Linked DNA regions of Homo sapiens: all the other regions are linked to region 2. A link is an interaction called in ENCODE POLR2A ChIA-PET data of the cell type or tissue named here. Cell type or tissue: PC-9. All regions are shown on one strand.

The links. Peaks named below come from ENCODE experiments on the same cell type or tissue, not always from the same donor. Only the 100,000 strongest peaks of a DNase experiment are listed, where the experiment ranks them.
Region 1: POLR2A ChIA-PET joins it to region 2 with 13 read pairs; 2 of 35 experiments call an interaction of 5 or more read pairs at or near these places.
Region 3: POLR2A ChIA-PET joins it to region 2 with 12 read pairs; 3 of 35 experiments call an interaction of 5 or more read pairs at or near these places.

Annotation. Positions count from the first base shown.
Region 1 is chr7:74,090,447-74,098,446 of GRCh38, reverse strand. It overlaps LIMK1 (LIM domain kinase 1), which reads right to left. Exons shown (of 16, transcript NM_002314.4): 3 at 1,687-1,825; 4 at 1,258-1,367. Among named protein-coding and RNA genes, the nearest start is that of LIMK1, 11 kb to the right of the region's middle. RefSeq lists enhancers at 3,492-4,032, 4,212-4,421, 5,082-5,191, 5,115-5,656, 7,312-7,812 and 1 more. In PC-9, no CTCF peak of the experiment used is centred here; a DNase peak (open chromatin) is centred at 4,166; H3K4me3 peaks cover 1,913 bases; H3K27ac peaks cover 4,374 bases.
Region 2 is chr7:73,846,757-73,854,756 of GRCh38, reverse strand. No RefSeq gene overlaps it. Among named protein-coding and RNA genes, the nearest start is that of METTL27, 8.2 kb to the right of the region's middle. RefSeq lists a silencer at 3,170-3,229. In PC-9, a CTCF peak has its summit at 3,492; DNase peaks (open chromatin) are centred at 3,016, 3,786 and 5,186; H3K4me3 peaks cover 445 bases; H3K27ac peaks cover 4,498 bases.
Region 3 is chr7:73,633,218-73,641,217 of GRCh38, reverse strand. It overlaps a transcript of MLXIPL not described here. Among named protein-coding and RNA genes, the nearest start is that of MLXIPL, 13 kb to the right of the region's middle. RefSeq lists enhancers at 4,545-4,839, 4,796-5,645. In PC-9, no CTCF peak of the experiment used is centred here; a DNase peak (open chromatin) is centred at 4,707; H3K27ac peaks cover 479 bases.

The sequences.
Region 1 (8,000 bases), 240 kb before region 2:
CCAGGACAAGGCCTGAGGATAAATCCAGTTCAGGAGGAAGTCATTAAAAGCCCATCTGGGATCAAGCCACGTTGTCCTCTAATCCAGCTTGATCAGTGTTGTATAAGAAAGAATCTGTCTGGGTTTTGTCCTGATTCCTGGGAGGGAGACTCTAAGTCCTTGGAATGGGGTATCTTTGTTATTCATGAGCCCCTCAGACTATTCCTGAGTTGATACTAATGAGATGACTCAGCCCCGCAAAGATACATCATGTGATTTGAAGAGGGTTGCAGCTTTCATCCAGCCTGACCTCCAAGAACGGGGGCTAGAGACTAAGCTTGATCATACGGCCAATGACTCAATCAGTCATGACGATGTAATGAAATCCCAATAAAAACTCTGGCTGCTGAAGCTCAGTGAAGCTTCCTGGTTGGTGATCACATTGATGTGCTAGGGGAGGGAGGGGAGATGCTTCTTCATTTGGTCGGACCTGAGCTGTGTCCTTCATAATAAAACTGGGATAAAAATGGAGGATTTCCTGAGTTCTGTGAGTCTGTTAGCAAACGATCAAACTTGGCAGGGTCTTGGGAGTCCCTGAATTTGTAGCCAGTCGGTCAGAAGTGTGAGTGGGTTGGGGACCCCTGAACTTGTGGCTGGTGTCTAAAGAGGGAGCAGTTATGCTGGGGATGGTGTCCTTAACTTGTGGCATCCACCCCACCTCTGGTGGTTTGTGCCAGCACCATGCTGCAGTCATGGCCAGTAAGAAAGCTGACGTCTGAGGTTTTCTGTTTTGAGACAGAGTCTTGCTCTGTTGCCTAGGCTGGAGGGCAGTGGTGCAATCTTGGCTCACTGCAACTTCCACCTCCCAGGTTCAAGAGAGTCTCCTGCCTCAGCCTCCTGAGTAGCTGGGATTACAGGCACCCGCCACCACACCTGGTTAATTTTTGTATTTTTAATAGAGATGGGGTTCCACCATGTTGGCCAGGCTGGTCTTGAACTCCTAGCCTCAAGGGATCCACCCACCTCGGAATCCCAAAGTGCTGGGTTTACAGGCGTGAGCCAGCATGCCTGGCCGTCTGAGGCTTTTTCACACTGACTTCTGTGTGTTATTTCTCACTTGTTTCCATGCCGGGATGGGAAAGGAGATATGAACATTTGCCCCAACAAACCTCACCCCATGGGAAAGGGCAGGAGGCCCGGGTGTGGGAGAGTCAGCACCCTTGCAGATCTGTGACACAGGTGGGCCTCCTAGGCTCAGGGAGGGGCCAAGGCACTCACCAGTACAGCTTGGAGTGCTCCACCAGCGTGTAGGTGTCCCCGTCACCGATAAAGGTCCCACACGTGAGGCAGATGAAACACTCGGGGTGGTACTTCAGCTCCCCAGCCACCTGGTGCGGGGGTGAGGAGGGAACAGCCCAGCTCAGCAGACCCAACAACCCCCACAGATCCTCCCCTAGGCCTCTTCCAAGGGTGTCACCAAAAAAACAACTGCAGGGACCCGGCTGGCCAGCTGCTGAGCTCCTGGACAGAGCTGGCTCCATAGATGGGGGCGCTGAGGGATACAGACAGACAGTCAGGCTCAGAAAGCAGCTCCAAAGACCAGCAAAAAGGAGACCAGGAGAGACAATGATGGGAGAGAGACCTGGAGCATGGGGTCTGCTTGGATACCCCCACCCCAGGTGAGTGTGCAAGGCAGGGGGCGCTCACCATAACCAGTCCCTTGGTGATTTGCTCAGAGCACCCATGGCAGGACTCGCCATAGCGGGCCCAGTAGTCCTTCTTGCAGAAGAGCTGCCCATCCTTCTCATAGTACTGGTGCGACAGGGAGGCACTGCAGTCACAACACCTGCAGGAGAGGGGCCGGGCTGAGACGTCCACTCCCGCCCTCCTCCACCTCACCTGGGCCCCTGCCTCGGCTACAGGCACCTTTGTAAGAATTAGAACAAGTTTTCTTTTTGTTTGTTTTTTGAGACGGAGTCTTGCTCTGTCGCCAGGCTGCAGTGCAGTGGCTCGATCTCGGCTCACTGCAACCTCTGCCTTCCAGGTTCAAGTGATCCTCCTGCCTCAGCCTCCTGAGTAGCTGGGACTACAGGCACACACCACCATGCCCAGCTAATTTTTTGTATTTTTAGTAGAGATGGGGTTTCACCATCTTGGCCAGGATGGTCTTGAGCTCTTGACCTCGTGATCCGCCCACCTCGGCCTCCCAAAGCGGTGGCTCACACCTGTAATCCCAGCACTTTGGGAGGCCGAGGTGGGCAGATCACTTGGGGTCAGGAGTCTGAGACCAGCCTGGCCAACATGGCAAAACCCAGTCTCCACTAAAAATACAAAAACTAGCCAGGCATGGTGGTGGGCACCTGTAATCCCAGCTACTCGGGAGGCTGAGGCAGAAGAATCGCTTGAACCTGGGAGGCAGAGGTTGCAGTGAGCCAAAATTGTGCCACTGCACTCCAGCCTGGCGACAGAGTGAGACTCTGTCTCCAAAAAAAAAAAAAAGAAAAAGAAAAATAGAGGAGAATCCCCAGGTGTGCAGGGTCATCAAAGCCACGGTTCGCCTGTTTCCTCACTAGAGGCTACCAAGGAGGCCTGGTTGGTGGGGCCTTGAAGGGCAGATGGGGAGGAATGCCAGGCTGTAGGTGCCACAACACAGGCCAGGGTTAGACCTACATTCCCGGCTTTTTCCCAGCCAAGCATCCCGGTGGGGTGGGGACCAGCAGCCCTGCCCAGCCAGGATGAACAAATATAGAAATGTCAGTCTGGGATGGGCATGGTGGCTCATGCCTGTAATCTCAGCACTTCAGGAGGCGAAGGTGGGAGGATCACTTGAGGCCAGAGGTTTGAGGCCAGCCTGGGCAACACAGTAAGACCCCATCTCTTAAAAAATTATTAAAAAATTAGCCAGGATACAGTGGGTCCTGTACTCCCAGCTACTAGGGAGGCTGGGGAGGGAGGATCGCTTGAGCCCAGGAGTTGAAGGCTGCAGTGTGCTATGATTACACCACTGCACTCCAGCTGGGTGACACAGCAAGACCCTCTCTCTAAAAAATAAAATAAACCAAATGCGGGTGCCCCAGTGAACCCGCAGGCACACATGTGCCCCCCTGGGTCCTGCTGTGGGGGGGCATGTCTGGGTCAGGGTACAGACCCACACAGAGAACAGGCTAGGGGGTCCGTCCCGCTCTGCCACTGTTTGGGTGCTATGTGTCGGTCACACAGGGACAGAAGAACCAGGCTCCAAAGGGCCACAATCTAGGAGAGAGGCAGGTAGGAAAGACTGGGACCTGGATGAGATGAGGGACCTTAAGGGCTGTTTCCTACCCAGGAAACTCTCCACAGCCTGGGGCCTGCATGGGTATCACTCATGGGCTGTCTGCTAATGCTAATTAACTGTAACTAGGGAACTGGGGTTGAGGAGGGGAGTTCAGCAGTAAGCTGGTGGGACACTGTCCCTTTAAGAGGATCCAGCCACTTCCCCTTTGTCTGGGAGCCTAGGGGAAGGGGTGGGAGTAAAGGGGGAGCAGAAAATGCCAGGGTTTGGAAGCATGTGGGTGAGGGGTGCATCCAGGAAGGGAGGCCTGGTGCATTCCTCCATGGGGGTGGGGAATGCGGAGGCTGGGCCACCGGAGGTGGTGGCGGTGGCAGGGGCGGCAGGAGACGCCACGTCAGGGTCACTGCCCCACTCGGTGCACAGCAGGGGGCCGGCAGTTCACCGGATCACCGCGGGGGTGGGGCGGAGGACGGAAGTTGGTGAGGGGGGTGGTCTACAGGGCACCTCCCGTCCCAGGGCTCTAACCTAATTCGAAAGGGAAAGGAGTGCTGCAGCCGGGAGGCCAGGCCGACTTTGGGTCCTGCCCTCGCAGAAGCCCCCACGCCTGGTGCAGACCAATGACTCGCTTCCTGCCCTTACACCGATCACACATGACCTCGGTCACAGGGGTGCCACATCACAGGAGTGCCCCTCACTCCTGCCTGCAGGAAGCAGGGCCCCCGCATACCTCTGCAGTGGGCGGTGGGTGGGTGGGGGATTAGGAATTGCTGTAACCAAGTGTCCCCATCCCGGGGAGGGAACGCTCTTCCACAACCTGGAAACTGCTACTGGTCCATTCACTCGCTCACGCAGAAACTCACAAACCTTCATCACTGTTGCTCACTTTCAGCAGCTGTGAAAGACCCGGCGGTGATGACTCACCCGAGGGTTTGAGTGCACTTGGCTTCCCTCCGGTCACCACTTCCTTGATGCCTGTTCTACCAGACACTAGGTCTGCCCACCAGTGTCTGCCACTGACCTGCCAGCTCCCCGCGGCCCCAGGCTGGGCATCCACAAAGCTTGGCCCAGGAGAGAGCATAAGTGATTCCTGCCGGCGAGGCCCCCGCTGTGCACCCAGCATCCTCAGAACTGCCCCGAGACCCCGTCTCTGCCTCCATTGCAGACAGGGCACCCAGGCCTGGCCCAGGCTGACTTGGTGGCTCAGTGGCTGGGGCTCGGGGCCTCAGTGAACCTTTGCGGATGGAGAGCACGCCGGAGTTCCTGTCCCTGCCCCTGCCCCGCCCCTCACCCCTCAGGCCTGCATTCTGGCAGGAGCTAGAGGCTGACGGGCCTGGCTCTCTTGAGTGCCCCACACAGAGTGCCTGACTGTCCCTAAGAAGGATGTCAAGGGAGGTGCGCCAGGTACTGAGGCTGTGCAGAGCTGCCCTGGGGACAGCCAGAGAGGAACTCCCTCGGGGGAGAGCCATGCCCTGGCCCCACTCCAGGGTACCCCTCCCTGAGAGCAGGGTAGGACAAAGCCAGGCTGGGGCAGGAGAAGGGGGAGGCACCCGGAGGGCATGAAAGGGGTGCTCTGCAGCCCAGGTGGCTGGCTGGGCTGGGAGACAGCGGTGGCTTCCATAATGACAGGAGTGGAGAATCATCGTTCTACCCAGGGCCACATCCCTGGCCACCAGGTGTGAAGAAACAGCAGGTGGAGGACCGGCCTCATGGGGAGACTGTCCTGGAAGGACCCACAGCTTTGGCAGTGGCCTGCTCCCAGGCTGCAGCCGACAGTAACCAAGGAGTTTCAGTTCTGCCCCAGAGCCTGGACCTAGGTGGGTCGGCTTCCAGCCCCAGGCCTTACACCAGGGGCCCTGCCTGGAGCCCAGGACAAGTAGGGAGGGGGATTCCCACTTACTTAGCCCTCTGGAGGAAGCGGCGTCTTCTTGGGGCTGAAGCCAACAGCATCCTCTGTGGCTACACTGGGGGCTCTGGAGGTCTAAGGGAGGGCAGGGGTGGCCAGACCAGCTGCTTCCCCATCCTCCCTCAGGGGCTCAGGATTGGAGGCTGCAGAGGGTGGGGCCAGCGTGGCTGCAGCGCACAGGAGGAGGCTGCAGCCGCGTGGGTGCCAGGGGACTTGGTCTGAGCCTGCAACAGGAAGTGGCTGAAGCACCCTTTGCCTGGGCTTTGGTGCGGGTGGGGAGCGAGCGATCTAGGCTTGGACCCCAGGCAGGGAGCCTGTGGCCCGTCCCTGGCCCTCAGTCCTGAACACACGCTGTAGGCTCCTCAGCCTCGGCCCTGGCAACGGCACTGAAGGCCTCAGGCTTCTCTGGGGACAGGGACAAGCTCAAAAGCAGCTGCCTCTTCCACTGCTGCCCCCAAGGGAACAGAGGTCGACTTCCTATGGACAGTTTGTCTTCGCCAAAAAGGTCCCCTGAAGAAAGGGAGGTTGCATCCCGCCGCTGCTCCAACCCCACAGGCCAGCAGCATGCTCAGCCCTCCTTGCCCAGGGCCAGCCCACCCAGCTGCCAAGGAGATGCTACCAGGGATGCGGCAGCCCTGGGGGTTGTGCACAGGAGGCTTCCTGGAGGGGACCTCGCAGAGGCAGTATGTGAGCCAAAGGGAAGCCTGGACCAGTCCAAGCCTGGTCATAACCTTCCGGGAGGCAGGGCCTGCAAGGGGCTGGGAGGTCAGAACACAGAAAGGGGCAGGCCCCGGAGTGACAACCCTCAGGGCTAATACCAGAGGTCCCATGGGCCTGCAGCAATTGTCCCACTCTACAAAGAGGGGCAGCATCTGGTCCCGGCTGAGCCCTCCAGCAGCCTGCAGGCCCCCATCACAGCACTTATGACCCTGTCTGTCCTATCAGCGTGGGACTTCCTCAAGAGCAGGGGCCAGGGGACAGGAGCAGCTCTCAGATGCTCAGGTTATGACATTCAAAGATGCACAGCTGCCTGTGCGCAGTGGCTCATGCCTGTAACCCCAGCACTTTGGGAGGCTGAGGTAGACAGATCGCTTGAGGTCAGGAGTTTGAGGCCAGCCTGGCTAACATGGTGAAACCCCGTCTCTATTAAAAACACAAAAATTAGCCAGGTGTGGTGGTGGGCGCCTGTAGTCCCAGCTACCAGGAAGCTGAGGCAGGAGAATCGCTTGAACCCGGGAGGCGGAGGTTGCAGTGAGCTGAGATCACGCCACTGCACTCCAGCCTGGGCAACAAAAGCGAGACTCTGTCTCAAAAAAAAAAAAAAAAAAAAAAAAAAAAAGCTGTACAGCCAACGGCACCTTCCACGGGGCCCACAAGGCTCTATGCACCCCTGGCCACTGACTGCACTCCCGCACGCTGGCTTTGTGGTCCTCAGTTGTGCCAAGCACATTCCCACCCCAAGGCCTTTGCACATGCACCGGCCCTACCCCCGACATCCTCTAAACACTGCTCCCTTCAATTCTGTCCCTTAAACATCACTTCCTGAGAGTGCTGTCCCCCAATACCTGACACTACATTTGTTCACTGAGTGTCTTGCCCACTAGAAGGCAGGGACCCTGTTGGTCTGGGAGGTGTGGGACTAAGCTGTGGTTACACTGTAGGCTCTGAAGCCAGGCTGCCTCGGTTCGAGTCCTGATTCTACTCCTCACGCGCTGTGAGACTTTTGGCAAGTGACTGAACTCTGCACCTCATTTGTAAAATCGCTTTTTAAAAATTTGAGACAGTGTCTCGCTCTGTTGCCCAGGCCAGAGTGCAGTGGCGTGATCACAGCTCACTGCAGCTTCGACATCCTGGGTTCAAATGATCCTCCCATCTCAGCCTCCTGAGTAGCTGGGACTACAGGTACGCACCACCACGCCTGGCTAATTTTTTTGTAGAGATGGAGTCTCACTATGTTGCCTAGGTTGATCTCAAACTCCTGGCCTCAAGCAGTCCTCCTGCCTCAGCCTCCCAAAGTGCTGGGATTACAGGCGTGAGTTACCAGCCTTGGCCTTAAAATCGCTTTAATATTGCCGGGCACGGTGGCTCACGCCTGTAATCCCAGCACTTTGGGAGGCTGAGGTGGGCGGATCACGAGGTCAGGAGATCGAGACCATCCTGGCTCACACAGCGAAACCTCGTCTGTACTAAAAATACAAACAAACAAAAAAAAATTAGCCGGGTGTGGTGGTGGGCGCCTGTAGTCCCAGCTACTTGGGAGGCTGAGGCAGGAGAATGGTGTGAACCCGGGAGGCAGAGCTTGCAGTAAGCCGAGATTGCGCCACCGCACTCCAGCCTGGGCGACAGAGCGAGACTCAAAAAAAAAATCGCTTTAATAAATAAATAGCACCCCCTTACTGGGTTGTTGTGAGAGGGGCCTAATGCAGAGTGGGCACGCCATAATTATTTGCAAGTGACTGACTCAGGGACCCTAGGAAGTTCCACTGGGAGGGGCATGCAGAGGGGCCAGGAAAGTGGAAATCACTGGCCACCTCCCCAGTGGGGCTGGAGGCTGCAGACCCCTCATGGCCTTATCACATTGCCCCTGCCCGAACACCTTCAGAGGGGTGAGGGGCCCTGGAACAAAGGTCTCAGTGCATGAAATGAGGTCTGGGCCGGGCCCAATGCCTCAAGCCCAGGGCCCGAGGGAGACTAAGCAGAGTCTAGCACCTTGGGCATCCCACTGAGAGCCAGCCTGGCTGTGGTCAGCCATGCACCCAGGTGAGCAGTGACCCCCTCTGAGCTGCTCTGCTCACTGTCACGCGGTGAGGACCACCAGCTTTGGGGACTGTTGGGAGTATCACACCC
Region 2 (8,000 bases):
ATTTTTCAAAACAAAATAAGCTACAAATGGGACAAAATTGCTTTCAAATAAGTGCAAACTTGTAAAAAAGAAACCACTCAGGGTGCAAAAATTTTATTAATTCACAAACCAATGTGTGGAAATCATTATTGCAACCAGTTTTCAGGCAATTCACTTGGACATGATTTTCACCCGACATGGAAATTCACATGGGAATTCACATGGAATTCACCCGACATGATTTTGAAATTTGAATTTTAAAAAGCTCACTGCCAAATGTAAAGAAAAATCTTTGCTTCCTTAAAATTAATTCAAAAATTTTTGAATAAAAATGAATGGAAATACTTTAAAAATGTTTTAAAAGGGATATAAAGTCGTCAAACCATCCCATGGTTCAAAAACATTATTCATCCCAAAATAAAGTGCCGAGAAATGGACAAAAAAGCATAAATGCAGGCCGGACACAGTGGCTCACACCTGTAATCCCAGCATTTTGGGAGGCTGAAGGAGGATCGCTTAAGCCTAGGAGTTCAAAGCCAGCCCTACAGCATAACAAGACCCCTGTCTCTACCAAAAAAAAAAATACAAAAATTAGGCAGGAGTGGTAGTGAACACCTGTAGTCCCAGCTACTCAGGAGGCTGTGGTGGGAGGATTGCGTGAGCCCAGGAGGTGGAGGCTGCAGTGAGCTGTGTTTGCGACACTGTACTCCAACCTGAGTGACAGAGCAAGACTGTGTCTCAAAAATAAATACCTAAATAAATTTGAAAATAATCAACATATAACAAAAAGCAATGGAAATTATTCATAACATTCACCAATTCATTTATCAACCAATTTGTTCAGAACCAAACTTTTTAGACATTTGTTTTCTGCCAGCTCACCTAGACCTTTCTCTGCGACATTCTCCCAGCACCCCTGCCCCATCCTCATCCACTCCCTCTTTCTCTAGTTGCTCTTTTTATTTTTGTTTTTGTTTTGTTTTGTTTTGTTTTGTTTGAGACAGTCTCACTCTATCACCCAGGCTGCAGTGCAGTGGAACATTCTTGGCTCACTGCAACCTTTGCTCCCAGGTTCAAGCGATTCTCCCACCTCAGCCTCCCGAGTAGCTGGGACTACAGGCGCACACCACCAGTCCCGGCTACTTTTTGTATTTTTAGTAGAGATGGGATTTTTACCATGTTGGTCAGGCTGGTCTTGAACTCCTGACCTCAGGTGATCCACCTGCCTTGACCTCCCAAAATGCTGTGATTACAGGCATGAGCCACCCCGCCCAGACTCGCCTCAGCTTCTTGAGTAGACTACAGATGCATGTCACCAAGGCTGGCTAATTTAAAAAAAAATTTTTTTTTTGTAGAGGCAGGATCTTGCTATGTTGCGCAGGCTGGTCTTCAACTTCTGGCCTCAAGCAATCCCCCTTCTTCAGCCTCCCAAAGTGCTGGAATTACAGGTGTGAGCTACCACGCCCGGCATCTACCTGCTCTTTTGTCTCATGTCCTAAAGCAAATGTTTCCAGGACATTTCCTAGGGTTTCACAAAGTTAGAAATAAAATAAGAAAAAATAAAATGTTCCTCAAAGCCCCCTCACCTCTCTGTTTAAACCATACTGTGGGTCGGGCACAGGGGCTCACACCTACAATCCCAGCACTTTGGGAGGCCAAGGCAGGTGGATCACCTGAAGTCAGGAGTTCGAGACCAGCCTGGCCAACATGGCGAAACCCTGTCTCTACTAAAAATGCAAAAATTAGCCGGGTGTGGTGGTGCATGCCTGTAATCCCAGTTACTCAGGAGGCTGTGGCAGGAGAATCGCTTGAACCTGGGAGGCGGAGGTTGCAGTGAGCCAAGGTCACGCCACTGCACTCCAGCCTGGGTGACAGAACAAGACTGTGTCTCAGAAAAATAAATAAATAAATAAATAGTAAACCATATTGTTGAAAGAAGTCCTGCAGCCCCTCACGGCCACCACCAGCCACCGCCACTGCCCTGGCCCAAGTCACCAAGCAAAGCCAAAAGCTGTGAGAGCCTGGGGGAAATGTTTGCAACGCTGCAAACAGTATCCACAATCTGAAGTATCCAAGGAACTCTTACAAATCAGTAAGATAAAATTAAATGACCCACATGGAATTTTGGTTAGCCAGAAGGAGTGAGTTCAAGACATGTGTTGTACATCACACTAACTATAGTTGATAACAATCTCGTGTACACTTGAAAATTGCTGGCTAGGCACTGTTGTTCAAGCCTGTAATCTCGCTCAGCACTTTGGGAGGCCAAGGCAGGTGGATTGCTTGAGCTCAGGAGTTGGAGACCAGCCTGGGAAGCATATTGAGACCTTGTCTCTATTTAAAAAAAAAAACGCAAAAATTAGCCAGGCATGGTGGCACGCACCTGTGGTCCCAACTACTTGGAAGACTGAGGTAGGAGGATTTCTTAAGCCCAGAAGGCAGGGGTTACAGTGAGTGGAGATTGCACCACTGCACTCCAGCCTGAGCAACAGAACAAGATCCAGGCAGGAGGGAGGGAGGGAAGGAAAGAATGAAGGAGGGAAGGCGGGAAGGAGGGAAGCAGGGAAGGGAGGGAGGGAGGGAAGGAAGGAAGGGAAAAGAGAGACAGAAAGAGGGAAAGGAAAGGAAAGGAAGAAAGGAAGAAAGAAAGAGAAAGAAAGAAAGAAGGAAAGGACGGAGGGAGGAAGGAAGGGAGGGATAAAAGAGAGAAAGAAAGAGAGAGAGGAAGGGAAGGAGGAAGGGGGAAGGAAGGGAGGAAGGAAGGGAGGAAGGATGGAAGGAAGGGAGGAAGGTTGCCAAGAGAGTAGATTTTAAATGTTCTCACTGCAAACTAATGATATGAGTATGTGAGGTGATGCATAAGTTAAAGGGCTTGCTTAGTCATTCAACAATACATCCCTATATCAAAATGTCATGTCATACACCATTAATATATACGGTTGTTCCTTGTCAGTTAAAAATAGGGAAAGGGAAAAAAATCAAACGACCCAATGGAATACAACAGCAAAAGCCATTCACAGAAAAGGAAACTCCAGGAGCCAATAAACTGATGGAAAGAGGTTCAACCTCATTAGTCATTAGGGAGGAATGCACATTGAAACCACAGTGAGATATGATCTCACCCTCATTTGCAAAAACAAAAAAGTCTACAGCACACGTGCGTTGATGACTCTGTAGGCTAACCAGAGTCTCAGACACTGCCTGTACCCTGATTCAGTAGTGCCCTTCTGGTTTTTAGTCTCTGGGTGCCACCCATGGTAAGAATTGTATTAAACAGCCTGGACGCAGTGGCTCACATCTGTAATCCCAGCACTTTGGGAGGCCAAAGTGGGAAGATCGCTTGAGGCCAGGAGTTGGAGACCAGCCTGGACCACATAGGGAGACCCAGTCTCTATGAAATATTTTTAAAAATTAGCTGAGCATAATAGTGCATGCCTGTCAACTCAGCCACTCAGGAGGCTGAGGCAGGTGGATCACTTGAGCCCAGAAGGTTGAGACTGTAGTGAGCTAGGATTGTGCCACTGCACTCCAGCCTGGGCGACAGAGTGAGATCTTGTCTCTAAAAAGAAAAAAAAAGAAAAAAAAAGTATTGCACAAAGCTGTTCATTAAACACACATGTGAAACTGAAGCAAGAGCCTAACAAAACAATAATTACTCCTACTACATGCAGTATGCTCTTCTAATATCTGTTCATTCTATTTCACAACCAGCTGAATTGTTTTCACTACCCTCCAGTGGGTTAAAGCATTCCTTCCAGAAACATCCACTTGTGAACAAAGAGACATGTGCATGGCAATGTTATTTCCTATCCCCAGGAAAGGGGAGCTGTATCAGCTGGGTGTGTCAGCTTGAGGCTTGAGGGATGACTAAGCGGTGGTGAAAACGAACCCAGTCCGCAAGCATCAACACAGAAAGAGCTCATAAATGGCTGGGCATGGGGGCTCATGCTGGTCATCCCAGCACTTTGGGAGGCCAAGGCGGGCAGACCACTTGAAGTCAGGAGTTTAAGACCAGCTGGGTAACTTGGTGAAATCCCATCTCCACTAAAAAGACAAAAAATTAGCCGGGCCTGGTGGTGCATGCCTGTAGTCCCAGCTGCTCGGGAGGCTGAGGCAGGAGAATCGCTTGAACCCAGGAGGCGGAGGTTGTAGTGAGCCGAGATCGCGCCTCTTCACTCCAGCCTGGGCGACAGAGCAAGACTCCATCTCAAAAAAAAAAAAAAGCCACTGAAGCAGAGTTGAAGGAAGAGTGGGGCAACATGGCAAAACCCCACCTCTACGAAAAATACAAAAAAAAATTAGCTGGGTGTGGTGGTGCACGTCTGTAGTCCCAGCTGCTCGGGAGGCTGAGGTGAGGGGATTTTCCCGGCTGGAAAATAGTGCAAAGGCCCTGTGATAGCCTTGGCACAGTCCAGGAACAGCAGAGGCCAGAGTGGCGGATCAAGGAAAAGAGACGCTACAGATAAGGAGAGGAAAGAAGCTGGATTTTAGGTTTTAAGCAGGGGCGTAAACTCATCAGATGGATACTGTAAAAACGCCACTCTGGCTGGGCTCAGTTTGTTAACTATTGAAACGCTCATGAAGAAATACATGGGGAGTTATTACACTAGTCTCTTCTTTTGTGTGTGTTTGAGATTTTCTTCTTCTTTTTTTTCTTTTAGTTTTTTCAGACAGAGTCTTGCTGTGTTGCCCAGGCTGAAGTGCAATGGCGTGATCTTGGCTCACTGCAACCTCTGCCTCCCCGGTTCAAGTGATTCTCCTGCCTCAGCCTCCCAAGTAGGTGGGATTACAGGCATGCACCACCATCCCTGGATAATTTTTGTACTTTTAGTAGAGACAGGGTTTTGCCATGTTGGCCAGGCTGGTCTTGAACTCCTGATCTCAAGTGATCCACCCACCTTGGCCTCCCAAAGTACTGGGATTACAGGTGTGAGCCACCGCACCTGGCTGGTGTAGTTTGAGTCCACAGGATTTGCTGATGAACAGGGTGCGAGATGGGAGAAAAACAGCTTGAGCTGAGCCCCTGAGTGCAAGGTGGTTCAGGGGCATTTGCAGAGACGGGCCCTGAAGAGGAGCAGATTTGGGAGTGGAAAGAATCACTCTCGGGTCTGGGCTCGTTGCCAGACCTGTGGCCTCCAAGGAGATGTCAGTTTCATGGCTGGGTGAACAAGTCCAGAGTTCAGGGGAGAGCCAAGACTAGAAGTCATCAATTTGGGAGTCACCCACAAATAAACAGTATTTAAAACCACGGGACTAGATGAGATCACCTAGGAAGTGGGTGTACACAGAGAAGGAAGAAGACCCAGGACAGAGCCGGGGGCCTCTCCTAAGCTTAGAGGTAGGAGAAGAGCAAGGAGGAGGCGGTGAAGAAGATGAGGTAGGAAGAAAACTCCAAGGAAGGGAAGTTGCCATCTGGTCCTCAACAGCCCCCACACCCCATCAGCACCAAGGTCACCCCCTCCTCAGCAGCCCCTGACTCTTGACACTCCAGCTCTTGCCAAGTAACTGCAACAGCCTCGGAACTTGCGGTTCACCCAGCTGGCTCTCCCTGCCGCCTTCTGGAGCCATCTTGGTAAAATGCAAATCTGAAGCCACAACTCCCCATTACACATTCAGGGTTAGAAAGCACGTCCATAGACCAGGCGTGGTGGCTCATGCCTGTAATCCCAGCACTTTGGGAGGCCGAGGCAGGCAGATCACCTGAGGTCAAGAGTTTGAGACCAGCCTGGCCAGCGTGGCAAAACCCCATCCCTACTAAAAATACAAAAAAAATTAGCTGGGCGTGGTGGCACATGCCTGTAGTCCCAGCTACTTGGGAGGCTGAGGCAGGAGAATTGCTTGAACCCAGAAGGCAGAGGTTGCAGTGAGCCAAGATTGCACCACTACACTCCAGCCTGGGCAACAGAGTGAGACTCCATCAAGAAAGGAAGGAAGGAAGAAAGGAAGGAAGAAAGGGAGGGAGGGAGGGAAAGGAAAGGAAAGGAAAGGAAAGGAAAGGAAAGAAAGAAAGAAAGAAAGAAAGAAAGAAAGAAAGAAAGAAAGAAAGAAAGAAAGAAGGAAGGAAGGAAAGAAAAGAAAGAAAGAAAAAGAAAAGAAGGAAGGAAGGAAGGAAGGGAGGGAGTCCATAGCCTGGGGACCAAGCTCTCCATGGCCTGGGTCCTGCACACATCAAAATGGACACCTGTAACATTCCCCGCTCATCACACAGGTGCACATGAAGGAACACACGCCCTCACACCCCAGGAGCAGCACAGGAGCCCGCACTGTGGCAGGCCAGGTCTCCCCAACAACTGTTTCAGTACTGACTGAGTGGTTAATTTAAATATTAAAAGCCAGTGCCCTTATACAAAGGCTGGGATGTAACAAAAGCCCACCAAGAGTTTTGCCCAGGCCTTTCCTGGGCCTTAAATCACGACAAAATAATGAAGGAATTCTTAACAGGACCATTTAGAATTAAGCAAGTTTTATTTTGGGTCTGAAGAAACTCCCCAGGCCTCCACAAACAAATTTATTGGCGGTCTGAAGGAACTCCTCAAACCTCCATGATTTAGCAGGAGATAACAGGAATCACCCCAGCACCTGGACCCATTTAGATAAGTAAATTTACTGAGGTTCCAGAGGAAGAGCTTCGGGACTCAGACCTTAGTCATGGATTAAAAGAAATTAATCACTTATGTCTTCAGATGAATGCACACTTACACATAGACGTATAGCTTAGAAGGTGTATAAGCTCTGGAAAACTTTGTAACTTTGAGTTAGTCGGGTGATAATTTCCACGCCTTCTCCCTGTAAACGGTTACAGAAATAAAAACTCTCTTCCTCCCCAGTTTGTGTGCATCTCGTTATTGGGCCACAAGAAGTAGCAGCCCGACCCTCAGTTTGGTCTGGGAACAGTACCACAAGCCATTCTCCCCTCCCTCCTTCCTGGATGGAAAGCTCACACCCCACACCTGAGCCTCAAAGTGCCAGATCACAGTTTCCCAGCTTCTGTGGCTTCTGGAAATACCCTCCTCCCATAGAAAGAAAGAGAAAGGCCAGGTAGGTTCCTCACACATGTAATCCCAGCATTTTGAATGCCAAGGAGGGAGGATGGCTTGAGCCCAGGAATTGGAGACCAGCCTAGGCAACATAGCAAGACCCCATCTCTACAATTTTTTTTTTTTAATTAACCAGGCTTGGTGGCAAGCACCTGGAGTCCCAGCTACCCAGGAGGCTGAGGCAGAAGGATTGCTTGAGCCCAGGACGTAGAGGCTGCAGTGAGCTAGGATTGTATCACTGCACTCCAGCCTGAAAACAGAGCAAGACCCCTCTCAAAAAAATAAAATTAAAATTAAAAATATAAAGGACAAAAGGGAGAGAGGGAGGGAGGAAGGGAGGGAGGGAGGGAGGGAAGGAGAAACAAGGAAAAGCTCCTGCCATTCCTAGCCTACTTTGGGCTTTGTTTTGTTTGTATTTTTTTCTTTGAGATGGACTCGCTCTGTTGCTAGGCTGGAGTGCAATGGCGCAATCCTGGCTCACTGCAACTTCCGCCTCCCAGGTTCAAGCAATTCTCCTGCCTCAGTCTCCCGAGTAGCTGGGACTACAGGTGCCCGCCAGCATGCCCAGCTAATTTTTGTATTTTTAATAGAGACAGGTTTTCGCCATGTTGGCCAGGCTGGTCTCGAACTCCTGACTTCAAGCGATCCACCCACTTCGGCCTCCCAAAGTGCTAGGATTACAGGCATGAGCCACCACACCTGGCCTGCCTTGGGCTTTGAATGTAAGGATGCAAGGAATGTTCAAGTTGCTGCCACCATTTGTGACCAGAAGGAGCCAACAGTGCAAACACACAATGTGGCAAGTGAGAGGTTGGCACCAGGGCCCTTGTGAGATCAGTGGGCCCCTGGCCTGGCCCCTGTGCTGCTGACCACTGGCCTTCTTGCTGTAAGAAAAATACCAAACCCCTAATATTTAAACCACTTGGGGTTGGTTTTTGTCGTGTTTTTTTTTGTTTTTTTTTTTTTGTTTTTTTGAGACAGTGT
Region 3 (8,000 bases), 210 kb after region 2:
CAGCTCAAGCAATCCTCCTGCCTTAGTCTCCCTGGTAGCTGGGACTAAGGCACTCGCCACTACACCTGGCTAATTTTTGGTAGAGATAGGATTTTGCCATGTCACCCAGGCTGGTCTCAAACTCCTGGGCTCAAGTGATCCTCCTGCCTCGGCCTCCCAAAGTGCGAGGATTACAGACATGAGTAACTGTGCCTGGCCCCCTACAGATCTTTAGGCCCCTCAGAATGAGATTGTGAGTGGCAGACAAGCTAGGGTGGGAAGCTGTGCCTCTGTCTTCCCAGTGTCTGCTCAGGGACAGACTCTGGTTTGGTCAATCAAAAAGAGAGCCTTTTCCTGTTGTTGGAGAGCATTAATCTCTGGACTTTGGGGTCCTCAAGAAGAGGGAGAGGGTTCCCATGCCATCATCTGTTCTTTTTTTTCTCCTTTTTTTTTTTTTTTTTTGAGATGGAGTCTCGCTCTGTCGCCCAGGCTGGAGTACAGTGGTGCAATCTTGGCTCACTGCAACCTCCGCCTCCCGGATTCAAGCGATTTTCCTGCCTCAGCCTCCTGAGTAGCTGGGATTACAGGTGTGCACCACCATGCCCAGCTAATTTTTGTATTCTTAGTAGAGACAGGGTTTCATCATGTTGGCCAGGCTGGCCTCGAACTCCTGACCTCAAGTGATCCACATGCCTCAGCCTCCCAAAGTGCTGGGATTACAAGCGTGAGCCACCACGCCCGGCCGCCATCATCTATTCTACTGCCTCTTCTTATTTTCTTTACTGTTTTTGAGGGTTCTTTGCCATTTCTTTTTTTCTTTTTCTTTTTTTTTTTTTGGAGACAGGGTCTTGCTCTGTCACCCAGGAAGTGTAGTGATGCAAATTTGGCTCACTGTAGACTCCACCTCCTTGGCTCAAGTGACTTTTCCACCTCAGCACCCCAAGAAGCTGGGACTACAGGTGCTTGCTACCACACCTGGCTAATTTTGCTATTATTTTAAGAGACAGGGTTTCGCCATGTTGCCCAGGCTGGTCTTGAACTCTTGAGCTCAAGTGATCACTCTGCCTCCACCTCCCAAAGTGCTGGGATTACAGGCATTAGCCACCATGCCCGGCCCATAACTTTCTTTTTATTTTATTTTATTTTACTTTACTTTATTTATTTATATTTATTTTTTGAGATGGAGTCTCGCTCTGTTGCCCAGGCTGGAGTGGAGTGGTGCGATCTTGGCTCACTGCAAGCTCTGCCTGGGTTCACACCATTCTCCTGCCTCAGCCTCCCAAGTAGCTGGGACTACAGGCGCCCACCACCACACCTGGCTAATTATTTTTCTTTTGTATTTTTAGTGGAGACGGGGTTTCACCGTGTTAGCCAGGATGGTCTTGATCTCCTGACCTCGTGATCCACCCGCCTCAGCCTCCCAAAGTGCTGGGATTACAGGCGTGAGCCACTGCGCCCGGCCCATAACTTTCTTTTTAAATTAGCATTGCATCTTAGTTATCTTTTCCTATTCCTACACCTATAATAATAATGAGAGCTGGCATTTACTATCTAAGCACTTTGCAGGTATTAATTCACTTCATCCTCATAAAAATTATGAGATTATTATCTCCATTTTTTTTTTTAAAGATAGGGTCTCATTATGTTGCCCAGGCTGGTTTTGAACTCCTGAGCTCAGACGATCCTCCTGCCTCAGCCTCCTGAGTAGCTGGGATTACTGGTTCAAGCCACCACATCCAGCTATCTCCATTTCACAGATGAGGTTCTGTTAACACCTGCATAGTATTTCCCTATAGGGATTTATCAAAATGTATCCAACCATGCTGCTTTTCACTATTATAAACAGTGCTGTGAGGAATATCTTTGTTCATCTTTGCACACTCCTGGAAATATTTTATAGCACAAATTCCTAGAAGTAAATTTGATGGGTCAAAGAGTACCTACATTTTTTGTTTAATAGATTTTTCCAAAATACAGTCCCATGTTACTTATCATCCACAGATTAGGAAAATGGCCTATTGGCCCCTCCTGGCATTTCTGTTTCTTCCTGGCCTGGGATGGGGTTTTAAGCCTCCCCCGGAAGCAGCCAAAGTGGTACAGAAGGGGAAGTTTCTGAGCAAATAACATTGTGCCACCGAGTTCTTCCTCCCCACCGTCCACTCATCCTCAGCCTCACCACAGGCTGCAGCCCAGAGCACTAAGGGAAAGTCTTCCCTCTCCTCTCTACTATTTTTTTTTCTCCTCTCTACTATTTTTTTTCTCCTCTCTACTTAATTTAACCTCTAGTCAAAAAGTACTGGGTTGGGAATGAAAGACTTAAATGAGCCCCAGCATGGTGGCTCATGCCCGAAATCCCAGAAGGCCGAGGTGGGTGGATCACCTGAGGTCAGGAGTTCAAGACCAGCCTGGACAACATGGTGAAACCCTGTCTCTACTAAAAATACAAAAATTAGCTGGGCATGGTGACAGGTGCCTGTAATCCCAGCTACTAGGGAGGCTGAGGCAGGAGAATCGCTTGAACCCTGGAAGCAGAGGTTTCAGTGAGCTGAGATTGCACCACTGCACTCCAACCTGGGCCACAGAGTGAGACCCTGTCTTGGAAAAACAAACAAACAAACAAACAAAAGTACTGGGTTGGGAATTAAAGCCTTAGTTGAGGCCAGGTGTGGTGGCTCACACCTGTAATCCCAGCACTTTGGGAGGCCAAGGTGGGCAGATCACCTGAGGTCAAGAGTTTGAGACCAGCCTGGCCAACATGGCGAAACCTTGTCTCCACTAAAAATACAAAAATTAGCCATCCCAGCCACTTGGAAGGCTGAAGCAGGAAAATCGCTTGAACCTGGGAGGTGGAGGTTGCAGTGAGCCGAGATTGTGCCACTGCATTCCAGCCTGGGTGACAGAGTGAGATTCTGTCCCCAAAAAATAAAATAAATATAAAGTGTTAGATGACCTGTTCTGGTACCTCAAGCGAGTGACTTAATTTCTCTGAGCCTGTTCCCTCATCAGTAGCATGGAGTGATCAAAATCCCTGTTCATCTAGTCTCCCTCAGGGACAGGAGGAGAAAATGGTGTCCGAGGGTGCTATGGTTCCTGCCAAGGGCCAGGCAGAGACTGGTGGTTTTGTTGGTTGAACTTTGGGCCAGCTTTGGGTGTACAGATGGATGGGACAAGACCAGACCCTGGCCATGGGGAGCTCAGGGCTTGGTTAATGGGGGAGGCCAAAGGAAAAGAGGTAGGAAGAACATAGAGAAGGATTGAGACAGGCTGAGCCTGGCAGTGGTGCCACTGCGTGTTCCCCAACAGAGAGCCCAGAGGACTTGCCTGGTCCTTCTAGGGCCATTTGGGAATCCCCCACTGACCTCCATCAGTGCCCTTAGCATAAAGGGCAGGCCCCGGACCCGACCTCTCACCCTGCCTGACATTCTTTTTCCAGGTACTTCTCTCTTCCTCTCCTGTGTCCTCCCTGTCCCACACCCCAGCTCAGCCTAGCCTGGAACATGAGCTCACAGGAAGTTGCTGTCTGATGGGGAACAGCTGTGGGTTCAAATCTCAGCCCTGCCATCTACCATCAGTAAGAACCTTGGGCCAGGTATCCTATACAACGGGGCAATGGGGACCATGGTCCTTGCTCTGTCTGGCTCATAATGAGATAATGACCATGAAGCCACATTGGCAAAGGACATATGAGTGTAAGCTGTCTTGCGTATCAGTGCTTCTCAAACTGACTGAAAAGCCCCTTTTTGTTTTTTCTTTTTTTTTTTTTCCAGACAGAGTCTCACTCTGTCACTCAGGCTGGAGTGCAGTGGTGTGATCTCAGCTCACTGCAAACTCCACCTTCCAAGTTCAAGCAAGTCTCTCGCCTCAGCCTCCTGAGTAGCTGGGATTACAAGCGTGTGCCACCATGCCTGCTAATTTTTGTATTTAGGAGAGACGGGGTTTCGCCGTGTTGGCCAGGCTGGTCTGGAACTCCTGACCTCAAGTGATCCTCTTGCCTCGGCCTGCCAAAGTGCTGGGATTACAGGCATGAGCCACTGCACAAGGCCCCTTTTTGCTTTTTTATTTTCAATCTACATAGACTTGTGAGTATGCAAAATACAACAGAAAATGAATTACTAGAAAAATTGAAGTGAAGGAAATATGTAAATTATATGCCCAGTTTGTTATTCTTTTTTTTTTTTTGAGATGGAATCTCGCTCTGTTGCCCAGGCTGGAGTGCAGTGGCACCATCTCAGCTCACTGCAAGCTCCGCCTCCCGGGTTAACATCATTCTCCTGCCTCAGCCTCCCGAGTAGCTGGGATTACAGGCATCCGCCACCATGCCCAGCTAACTTTTGTATTTTTAGTAGAGACGGGGTTTCACCATCTTGGCCAGGCTGGGCTCGAACTCCTGACCTCTTGACCCACCCGCCTTGGTCTCCCAAAGTGCTGGGATTATAGGCGTGAGCCACCGTGCCCAACCTAAATTTTTTTTTAATTGATATAAGTGCTTCTAGACACTCTGAATTTTTGTGTTTATCTTGTTGCAAACTCATAACAGAATCCCCAGCCTGGCAGTTGTCCATGGGCTACTCTCTGAGAAATACAGATACCTCGGTGCCCACTGGAGCCAAGCCTAGCATGGAGTCACAGGGTGGCTGCCTGTGCTCCGAGGGAGCTGGGGACATGGCAGCTATGTAGGCTGCTGGCACCCTGCTGGCACCCCAGCCAGTTGAATGACTCATTACTCTGGTTCCCCAGCCCCCGCCTTTGTTTCTCCAGCTCTTCCCTCCCAGAATACCTTCTGCCCTCTCTGTGTGACTAATTCTCACTTCGTCTTTTTTTTTTTTTTTGAGACAGAGTCTCACTCTGTCGCTCAGGCTGGAGTGCAGTGGCTCAATCTCGGCTCACCACAACCTCCACCTCCCAGGTTCAAGCAATTCTTGTGCCTCAGCCTCCTGAGTAGGTGGGACTACAGGCATAAACCACCGGATCCGGCTAATTTTTGTGTTTTTAGTAGAGATGGGGTTTCACCATATTGGCCAGGCTAGTCTTAAACTCCCGGCCTCAAGTGATCCTCCCACTTTGGCCTCCCAAAGTGTTGGGATTGCAGGCGTGAGCCACGGTGCCCGGCCTCCACTTTGTCTTTTGAGGTCCCCCTCAAGCACAGTTTCTTCTAGAGAGCCTTCCTTAACCCCCTGGGCTGCAAGTCCGGCCGCCCTTAACTGAACTTCCACAGTCCCAGGAACTGGGACTGGCCCCCTCTAGTTGCTGGAGGGCATGCCTCACTCTGCATACTGAGCTGCACAAAGGCAGGAGCCATGTTGCAAGCATCTGAGCATTCCCCACCTCTGCCTGAACAGAGGGCATGACATCAGCAGGCGGTTAATATGTGTACTGGGTGGGCAGATGGGTGGGTATTTGAGTGGATGGTTGGATGAATAGAAAGTTAGGTAGGTGTATACATGGAACGATGGATGGACAGATAGACATATTGGTAGATGAATGGACTGATGGAAGAAGAAATGGATAGATAGAGAGGGGGATGGATGGATGGGTGGATAAAGAGATAGATGGATGGATGATGGATGGATGGATAGATAGAAGAGATGGATTGATGGAAAAAGAGATGGGTGGATGGAGAGAGATGGATGGATGGATAGATAGAAGAGATGGACTGATGGAAGAAGAGATGGGTGGATGGATGGATGGATGGATGGATGGATGGAAGAAGAGATGGGTGGATGAAAGAAGAGATGGGTGGATAGTAAGGTGAATGGACAGATTGTAAATGAATAGACAGGTAGATGAACAGACAGATGGGTGGGTAGACTGACTATTAGAGTATAGATGAATTAATAGGTAAATAACTAGATGGACAGATGAATGGATGGCTGGACGGATGACTAGATACTCACTTGATCTCTACCCTGCTGTCCTTCCTCCCCTTCTTCTCCTCTTTCTCTACCTCCTCCTCCACTCTCATAGCCTCAGAGCACAAAGATCAATGATTTTCAGTTGAGACCAGAGGTAATCTACACAGGACTTTTTGTCCTACACAGGACTTGGTATTTGTATAATTTAGAAATGTATGAGCAATATGACTGATATTTATAGTATTATTAAACATAAATATAGGCCAGGCACAGTGGCTTACGCCTGTAATCCTGGCACTTTGGGAAGCCGAGGTGGGCAGATCACTTGAAGTCAGGAGTTTAAGACTAGCCTGGCCAACATGGCGAAACCCAATCTCTACTAAAAATACAAAAAAAAAAAAAAAATAGCTGGGCGTGGTGGTGCATTCCTGTGGTCCCAGCTACTCGGGAGGCTGAGGCAGGAGAATCGTTTGAACCCAGGAGGTAGAGGTTGCAGTGAGCCAAGATCCCGCCCCTGCACTCCAGCCTGGCCGACAGAATGAGACTCCGTCTCAAAATAATAATAATAATAATAATAATAAATACATATAGAAGCAGAAAGCCTATAAAAGTGTACTTCTTGCAAAGAAAAGTGGGTTTTTCGTTCCTAATATGTTGAATTCATAATTTAAAAAAATTAAGTTAAAATTATTGGCCAGGCACAGTGGCTCACGCTTGTAATCCCGGCACTTTGGGAGGCCGAGGCAGCAGGCAGATCACTTGAGGTCAGGAGTTCGAGACCAGCCTGGCCAACATGATGAAACCCCATCTCTACTAAAAATACAAAAACTAGCCAGGCATGGTGGTGCACACCTGTAGTCCCAGCTACTTGGGAGTCTGAGACAGGAGAATTGCTTGAACCTGGAAGGTGGCAGTTGCAGTGAGCCAAGATCGAGCCACTGCACTCCAGCCTGAGCAACAGAGTAAGACTCTGTCTCAAAAAAATTTTCCTTTTAAAGTAAATAATTATTTATTTATTTTTGAGATGAGATCTCACTCCGTCGCCCAGGCTGGTCTTGAACTCCTGGCCTCAAGCAATCCTCCCACCTCAGCCTCTCAAAGTGTTTTGGATTACAGGTGTGAGCCACTGCTCCTGGCAAACTCGTAATTTTTGGTAGAACAATTGGGGTACTTCTGATATGAAAACAAGTCTGGTCCAACTTCTTCACTTCGATATAGTCATATTTATCCAATTTTCGTTCATGGTTTGTTCACCCATTTTACAGATACAGAAACTGAGATCCAGACAGGGGAAGTGACTTCCCAACTTGCCGCCAGTTAAAGACACAGTTCGAGACTCCTCTCTCTCACTCTTGTCCGCTTCTCCATCCTCTTCTCACTCAGTGAGCTTTGTGAGAAGCTAACTGCCAAGTTAATCTTGCCAAGCTAACTTTGCCAAGTCCTTCCGTAGGCCTGATACATCATCTCCCTCGTCCCCGCACCTAGATGCCAATCTACCCCTAGCCACAGTAGTGGCTTCCTGAGTATGTAAGCTGGTGAGAGGAGCTGAGGGGTCAGTGAAAAGAGGCAGAGGCATGTTTCTCACTTTGAGGTGCTCAGGCTGTTTAGGGCACCATCAAACTCCAGACTATCAGCCAGACACCATGGCTCACGCCTGGAATCCCAGCAACTTTGGGAGGCTGAGGCAGGAGGATTGCTGGAGCCCAGGAGTTCGGAACCAGTTTAGGCAATATAGCAAGATCCTGTCTCTACAAAAAAAATAAAAATTAGCCTGGCATGGTGGCTCCCACCTGTAATCCCAGTACTTCGCGAGGTCAAGGCAAGAGGATGGCTGGAGCCCAGGTCAAAACCAGCCTGGGCAACATGACGAAACCCTGTCTCCACAAAAAAATTCAAAAATTAGCCAGGCACGTTGGCACACACCATGGCGGGAGGACTGCTTGAGCCCAAGGAGGTCAAGGCTGCAGTGAGATGTGATCTGGCCACTGTACCCCAGCCTGGGTGACAGAGTGAGACTTCATCTTAAAAAAAAAAAAAAACACTTTGGGAGGCCGAGGCAGGTGGATCACAAGGTCAGGAGATTGAGACCATCCTGGTTAACACGGTGAAACCCCGTCTCTACTAAAAATAGAAAAAAAATTAGCCGGGCGTGGTGGCGGGTGACTGTAG